Regions from separate parts of the Homo sapiens genome. Here regions 2 and 3 are each linked to region 1. Evidence: read pairs that join two places in POLR2A ChIA-PET (ENCODE). Cell type or tissue: MCF 10A. All regions are shown on one strand.

The links. ChIA-PET counts read pairs that join two places held together with the same protein. Peaks named below come from ENCODE experiments on the same cell type or tissue, not always from the same donor. Only the 100,000 strongest peaks of a DNase experiment are listed, where the experiment ranks them.
Region 2: POLR2A ChIA-PET joins it to region 1 with 9 read pairs; 2 of 35 experiments call an interaction of 5 or more read pairs at or near these places.
Region 3: POLR2A ChIA-PET joins it to region 1 with 7 read pairs; 2 of 35 experiments call an interaction of 5 or more read pairs at or near these places.

What each region holds. Positions count from the first base shown.
Region 1 is chr9:84,946,368-84,948,867 of GRCh38, forward strand. It overlaps NTRK2 (neurotrophic receptor tyrosine kinase 2), which reads left to right. Exons shown (of 19, transcript NM_006180.6): 16 at 2,095-2,267. Among named protein-coding and RNA genes, the nearest start is that of NTRK2, 280 kb to the left of the region's middle. In MCF 10A, no CTCF peak of the experiment used is centred here; a DNase peak (open chromatin) is centred at 1,284.
Region 2 is chr9:84,710,909-84,713,408 of GRCh38, forward strand. The region is part of intron 6 of NTRK2 (neurotrophic receptor tyrosine kinase 2); the gene reads left to right. Among named protein-coding and RNA genes, the nearest start is that of NTRK2, 42 kb to the left of the region's middle. In MCF 10A, no CTCF peak of the experiment used is centred here; a DNase peak (open chromatin) is centred at 1,203.
Region 3 is chr9:85,245,614-85,248,113 of GRCh38, forward strand. No RefSeq gene overlaps it. Among named protein-coding and RNA genes, the nearest start is that of AGTPBP1, 500 kb to the right of the region's middle. In MCF 10A, no CTCF peak of the experiment used is centred here; no DNase peak of the experiment used is centred here.

The sequences.
Region 1 (2,500 bases):
ATGTTGAATACTAGCCCTGTGCTCTGCCCAGGGCTGGCAATGCAGAAATGCATAGTTCCTGGGTCAAGAAGCTCACAGCCTGTACCAGAGATAAGCAAGTAAACATGCAATTGGAATGTACTGTGGTCTGTGATGTGATAGAGGTAAGCATGAGGTGCACCTAGCAGAGTCAACCACTCTGGCCTGCAGTGCAGAGGGGATGTGACAGCAATGAGGGGTGGTCAGGGAACACTTTTCAGAGAGGTGGCAGCTGAACTGAGTCTTGGAGGACTGCTAGATACTAGCCAGGTATATTGGTTTTCTACAGCTGCTATAACAGGTTACTGCAAATTCACCAGCTTAAACAACACAAGTGATTTATTTCAGTTCTGGTGGTCAGACACCTGAAATCAGTTTTGCTAAGCTAAAGACAAGATGTTACAGGGCTGGTTCCTTCTGGAGGTTCTAGGTTAGCATGTTTTCTTGTCATTTTCAGCTTCTAGAGGCCACCCACATTTCTTGGCTCATGGCCCCTTTCTTCATCCTCAAAGCCAGAAATGTGACATCTTTTCTCCTCTCTGATCTTCTGTCCTTATGGCTCTCTCTTTGCTTTTATTTATTTATTTGGAGACAGAGTCTCGCTCTGTCGCTCAGGCTGGATTGCAGTGGCATGATCTTGGCTCCCTGCAACCTCTGCCTCCTGGGTTCAAGTGATTCTTCTACCTCAGCCTCCCGAGTATCTGGAATTACAGGCACACACCATCAAACCTGGCTAATTTTTGTATTTTTAGTAGAGACAGTGTTTCACTATGTTTGCCAGGCTGATCTCGAACTCCTGACCTTGGGTGATCTGCCCGCCTCAGCCTCCCAAAGTACTGGGATTACAGGCATGAGCTACTGTACCCGGTCTCTCTTTGCTCTTATAAGGACCCTTGTAATGACATTGGGCCCTCCTGGATAATCCAGGATAATCTCTCCACCTCAAGATCCTTAACTTAGTTACATCTGCAAAGCTGCATTTGCCACATCAGGCAACATATTCACAGGCTCCCAGGATTAGGAAGTGAACAGCCTTGGCAAAGGTGAGGAGTTCAACCTTCCATGCCAGTGACCACACCCAATATAGCATTCCAGGCAGAGGAATGTGCACATGTGCAAAGGGAGGGAGGCATGGCCTGTTGTCATCGGGGCAGCTGCAGACAGTTCCTAACGTGGATGCATGGGTTTCGAGAGGAGTGTCAAGGGATTGAGCTGGAGAGAGATGCAGGTGCTGATTCATTCAGGACAGTGGGTTTTGAGCTTGAATTGCAGTTATTTATATACATGTCATATCTCCCTATTTGCCCATAAGTGCCTGAGGCCAGGATCTGGGTCATTGCCTTCTTGATGTCATCACAGCTCTGGCTCAGTGATGGGCACATGCCAAGAGCTCAGCACATTATTTGCATCACTAAATGCCAGCTTTGCCCTGTTATGACACCACAGTGGCAGAGTTATCTAAGCAGAGAACTAAAGGCACCAAAACCCAGCTGTCATGCTCCTGGGCATCTTCACCTTGGCAGCATGACCACTCTTCTTGCGGCTTGCTGGGCAGGGATGTTTTGTGAGCCGGCAGTGTTTGTGGGCACAGGCTGGAGAAGGCTCTGTGCAGTGCTACATAAAGACAGGCAAACTGATCGTTGCTGAAGCTGGAGATGGGTCCACAAAGGTTCACTGTACTCTTCTTTCTACTGAATCATAACATAAAGTTTTTAAATCTTATCTGAGCAGAGGTAAGCTGCACATAGCATCACAGAAAGAAAGCACAACAGGCACCAACAAGGGAAAGAAGCCCGTGGGAATTATTGGGTGCAGACCAGGGTTAGAAAGGATGTGGACCCTAAAAAGACCTCCTGTCTGTAACCTAATGAGAGAACCTCTGTGAAAGTGTGTCATAAGCTGGAAAGCTTTGCATATGCCTAAGGAGTTATTCCTCAGTTATTAGCACAAATGTTATTTCCTTAGGAACTAGGCTGTTTTCTCATCTTTTGCCTAACAAATGAGATGGATGTCTTTCCTATCTCAGTATCATAGGGCCCACTGAAGTAATCCTTCTCTTTTAACACCCATCCCCAGACCCTGAAGGATGCCAGTGACAATGCACGCAAGGACTTCCACCGTGAGGCCGAGCTCCTGACCAACCTCCAGCATGAGCACATCGTCAAGTTCTATGGCGTCTGCGTGGAGGGCGACCCCCTCATCATGGTCTTTGAGTACATGAAGCATGGGGACCTCAACAAGTTCCTCAGGTACAGTGAGGCGGGGAGGTGGGCTCCAGGAGGGAGCAGGCCTTCAGGGTTCAGGAGTGGAGGGTTCATGGGAGGGAACAAGGGACCCCTGGACCTTTCTCGAAGCATCTTATTTGATAATGACACCAGCATATGCCAGAGAAAGGAGGAGAGAAAAAAGAAGGTGACAGTCTTGTTCTTTTTCCTTAATGAATTCTATGTAATGTGATGCAAATGATCCAACTCAATTCAGT
Region 2 (2,500 bases), 240 kb before region 1:
CCAGTGACTCAGACAACATTTATGTGCAGTGTGGAGTAATCTTTGCAAGTAGAATATTAATTCAGAGTGGATGGCTGTAAAGTGCATAGAGAAAAAGTACACTGCTTATTCTTTTTGTTTGTTTGTTCATTTGCTTATTTGTTCATATTTGTTTTTCCATCTATCCATCCATCCATTTATCCACCCATCCATCTGTGCAAAAACTATCTGCTAAAAGTGTGGCACTTCTCTGGCCACATATACCCTTGGATGGCACCCAGGCCAAGGATCTCAGGGTGATGAAAGTGTCCTGGCAGCACAAGCAAATCCAATTCAATCCAGCACATTCCCTTAAACTTGTCTTACTGCCAGAGGTCTGTGTCTCTTGATGGGGTGCCCCAAGTCTGCCATGCCACGTGCTTCTCCCCATGTCTGGATTTAAGATCTCCTACTTTACCGTCATCCCCTATTCCTCTTCCCAGCGTTTTCATCTCCAACATTTAAAAGGGCACCGAATGGCAAAATCAGAGCTCATGTGAGTGCTAGTGAGTTATAAGGAAGGAATAGCAAAGTGTTCTGCTTAGGATTTTACTAGTCTTCAGTGATGTACCTCTACAATACCCACACATGCATGTTACTACCCCATTGACATTTGAATCGGTTAGTCAACCAGTTAACAAGTTCACAAACAATTATGTTTGATCTTCTGGCCTAGTGGCTGGTGACACAGCAGAAAGCCATGTAGCACCTGGTTCTTGTGCACAAGGAATCTGTGTATTAATCACAAACAACCGATTCTTTGTTTTCGGAAGACGCTATTATTTGAGGTCTATTTTTTATTTAAGAAAAATGGAGCTGCTGCACACGCTTTGTAGGAATGCGATAAAAATAAAGATATGAGTCTGTTTCTTACCCTGAATGACCTTAGAAGACGGCCCTGACCCTTCCCACAGATTTTTCTGTCACAAATAGAGTCCTTTGGTTTCATAATGGGGGAATAAGGCTTTATTCTCTTGCCAACCTCTGTCAGTTTTCTTTGCTAGCTAACACTTAAAAAATAAAAAAACTTTTAATATGTGTCTTTTCCTGATTGATAAGAGGGTAACTGTTCTCTGTTCTGGTGCAAATTTGTACTGCTGAGAGAAATTGCCTAGAGGGACAAGAAATTCAATGTTGAGTCACCTGGCCTTTTGGCCAGCTCCCAAATCCCCATGGCAGTTGTGGCCACATTGGTTCAGCAACCACTGAGAGGAAAAGAGAGAAAGCATCTGACTCTTGCTCTGATTTCACAAACTGCCTCTTAACAGACGTCTGCTTTGTCCTTGCCTGAAACCAATTTCATTTTTTTCCATTGTAATTTTTGGTTGTGTTGTCTTGGCAGCATTCCGGGAATGCACCCCGCCTTACGTGTTATTGCTCGGCCATTGTGATTGGGATAGGGGACGTGTAGGGAGTGAACTGGTCCTCATTTTTCCTAAACAGTTTGTCAATTTTCAGTCATTTTTTATTTCTGTTTTCTACAAATTAGTCAATGAATTGTGTGTCTAAGAGTGAGGTTTTGAATCTACTGTAATGAGGGCATGGGCTCAATTGATCGATTAGGACTGAATGGTTACATTCACGGTAACATTCACAATTCATTTCAATGTCAAGGATGCTTTTCAAAAAGCAACATTATAGAAGAGTGTGGCAAGTGAATCGACAGACTTATTTTTCCTATCGTTTTTGTGTTCTTAACTGTTTTGTTCTTTCCCTTTTAATTTTTATTCTCTTTCAAGTGTTTTACTTTTTATAATTGCATGTATTATATTGATATGTCTTGTTGCAAAAGTAATTTCCTACATTACACATATGATGTTTGTCTTTTTCTTGCCTAACCATTTCTCCTAACCATTTCAGGTCAGTAGTCATAGATCTGTCATATTCTTTTTAACCATTACGTGAAATTCATGATACAATGTGTCTTAATTAATTAAGTGTTCCATATTGACGAGCATTTTGCTTATTTTCCATTTTTTCAATACTGCAAAAATGTTTCAGCAAGCATCCTTATTCATGCTTTTTACACATATGTACAAGTGCAAAGTTTTTTCTAGAATACACAGAAAGAAGCAGAATTGTTGGTTTATGTGGTTTGCACATGAAAAAATGGCTGTATCTATTTATGCCCACCCTAACAAGGTATACCTTGATATTAGCAAACTTGTTAGTGTTTGTCTTTCTAAAAACTGCTGTCATGGCTTTTGAGTTTGCATTTTCCTGATTACTATTGAGTATCTTATATGTTTATTGGACTGTGTTTATGCTTCAGTAAATTTCCTGTTTATATCCTTTGTCTATTTTTCTGTAGGGTTTTTCTGTTTCTTTACTTTCATTGTTCTTTGTTTTTTCTTAATTGTTTGAAAGTGATAAATATTCTCTTTTTAAAAAAGTCTATAATACTGAAATATTTTCTGCACAAATTTAAATATGTATTTTCTGCATAGAGATAACCACCAATAAGGCAGAAAAAATATTTTTG
Region 3 (2,500 bases), 300 kb after region 1:
TGATGGTACATGCCTGTAATCCCAGCTACTCAGGAGGCTGAGGCAAGAATCACTTTAAACCCGAGAGGCAGAGGTTGCAGTGAGCCGAGATTGAGCCATTGCACTCCAGCCTGGGTGGCAAGAGCAAAACTCCATGTCAAAAAAAAAAAAAAGAGGTGAATGCAGTGAAGATAGTAGGTACTCAGGTTTTCTGAAGCTCTCTAACCATCAGAAGTCATTGACTTGAGCTGATGTTTTTTCTTTGATGGAATTTTGAGTTGTATAAATTTTTATTGCAATCAAATTGTTTCAGTCTTGCAAATGAGTCCCAAAAATGTGCCACGTCCAGAAAAATAACTTTTTAGTAGTCTACTAACTTTAAAATATTAGGCATCAATTCAAAACTGCTCTGAGCTAGGAGATCCTGATGCAGCTGAAAAACAAAAAACAAAAAGAAAGAAAGAATTTGTCTCCAGAATATAAAGGGAGGAATTCTAAAAAAAAATACCTTCATCAGCTTTTAAGGCATAATATTAAGACCTATCACATTCTATCATTAGTAACGCCAGTGACCTTGCAAAATGGAAAAAGGTATCAGATAAGCCACAACAGGAAGATCCTCCTGGAGGATCAGCTACAAGTAATTTGGACTCCGGGAAGGCTTCAAATCTTGGTTTACACTGCACCAAGCAAATTCTGGAGGATGTGAGAAGGACAAATGCCTAACTCTTATTCAAAGGAGAAAAAGCGTGTGATCATTTTGCCTCTTCCACCCTATTATTATAGGAATTTCTCTTGTGAAAGTGTGGCTGTAGCTCTCTTGATTTTCTCAGAATTGAAGATGACAAAAATAGCCTTTAATTAACCAGCTACAAAGTCAGATAATGGCTTTTCTTAACCTCCAGGTAATTGCCTTGTGCTGGTCTGACACGTGTACCTTCAAGGTCATTCTGCAGTCTTTCAGAAAAGTAATTTATTTACTGTCATTTAAAAAGATTTTCCATGTTCAAGTAGTAATATGGAGTCCTGGGTGTGAGAGGGAAGGGGCCTGGCTCCCGAGAGCCAGCAGATTCATCCGAAGGTCCTGACCTGTGTGAAGCTTTTCCTGGCCTGTAAACACGTCAGAATGATATTAGCCGTGTGTTTACAAAGTATGCCCTGAGTGCGTCCATTATGTCTGGTCTAATGGAACTGCATTCCTCTAAGTGCTTTTTAAGTTGTGTAGACAGCATAGCCAATATCCCTTCAGGGTACTCGGATGCTTGACTGCCATAAACAGCAAGCTAGCCCCCACCAACCCAGGGCGATGCTAAACTGCTTTGAGATCTACTGAGACAGGAGGCACTGCCCCAGTTTGTCTTCTGTCACCATCTTTCCCGTTTGTCTGAGCCTCTGATATCCTTGTTTATTCAACTTTCCTAAGCAGAGAACAAACTAGTGTCATCATTCTTCCAGGTGATTTCCATGAGTTGACTATCTCCCATCCACACACAATGTGCCAAACACCTCACCTGCGCTTTCTCATTTAATCTGTCCTCCACTCCAACCCAGTGAGTTAAGTACTATTACTAGCAACATCATACCATGAGAAAACTGAGAATTACGAGGTTTAAATAATTAGGCCCAAGGTTACAGAGCTAGGAAGTGGTGGAACTTGAACAAGGTCCCTCTGAAGTTTAAGCTATACTCTCCTTCCTCTTGTATTTCATAGACCCCTGGAACTCCGAAGGATCATTAGAACCACGTCGTCTTCACTTTTCAAGAGGGGTTTTAACTAGTTAAAGTTAAACAGCTCATGGTTGGCAAAGTATGACTCCATTCAGATCTCTTGCCTCAGGACTGTTCTAGGCCCCTGAACAAACTCTCACCTGATTTCATTAAATGAAAAGATCTAAAGACTTCAGAGGGTCAATTGGGGTGTGTATAAGTGTAAGCCAGCAGCAATCAAAATACAATTATTGTATAATCCTAATTCATTAAAAATAAAAATTCTCTTCATCATCTACTTGTTTTTCCTTAGCTATTAATATTTCACAAAGTCATTCATTTTGAACATTTTCCCTTTCTTGTGACGTTAATTATCTAACCAAGATCCTCTACCTTCATTAAAATCAGCAGGGTTTCCAGTAAGTGATAATGGACTTGATATTTTTCTAAGTATAAGTTTATGTGTATGCATATGTATATTTATATATCCATATGCATATATGGATATAGAAATAGTATTTTCACATCTAGAACAGAAAAGTGGCCAATATTTGAAATACAAATGCCTTTACATTTAGGCACAAAAATATCTTATACTAATAATAATAGTAATATTTAAGCAGAGTGTTTGACCTGCAAATATTCTCATTGAGTATTTGCGGAACAAATAAACTTGGCAAGCATCCCTTCTGATTAAAAATAGGATTCTAATTTGTAAAATTTTAACTTGCATTTAGTCACTGGGCTTTTAGTTGTGACTGATAATACATCAATTATATGTAAAATATCCTAAAGCTTCTGATGTGCGAGCAGA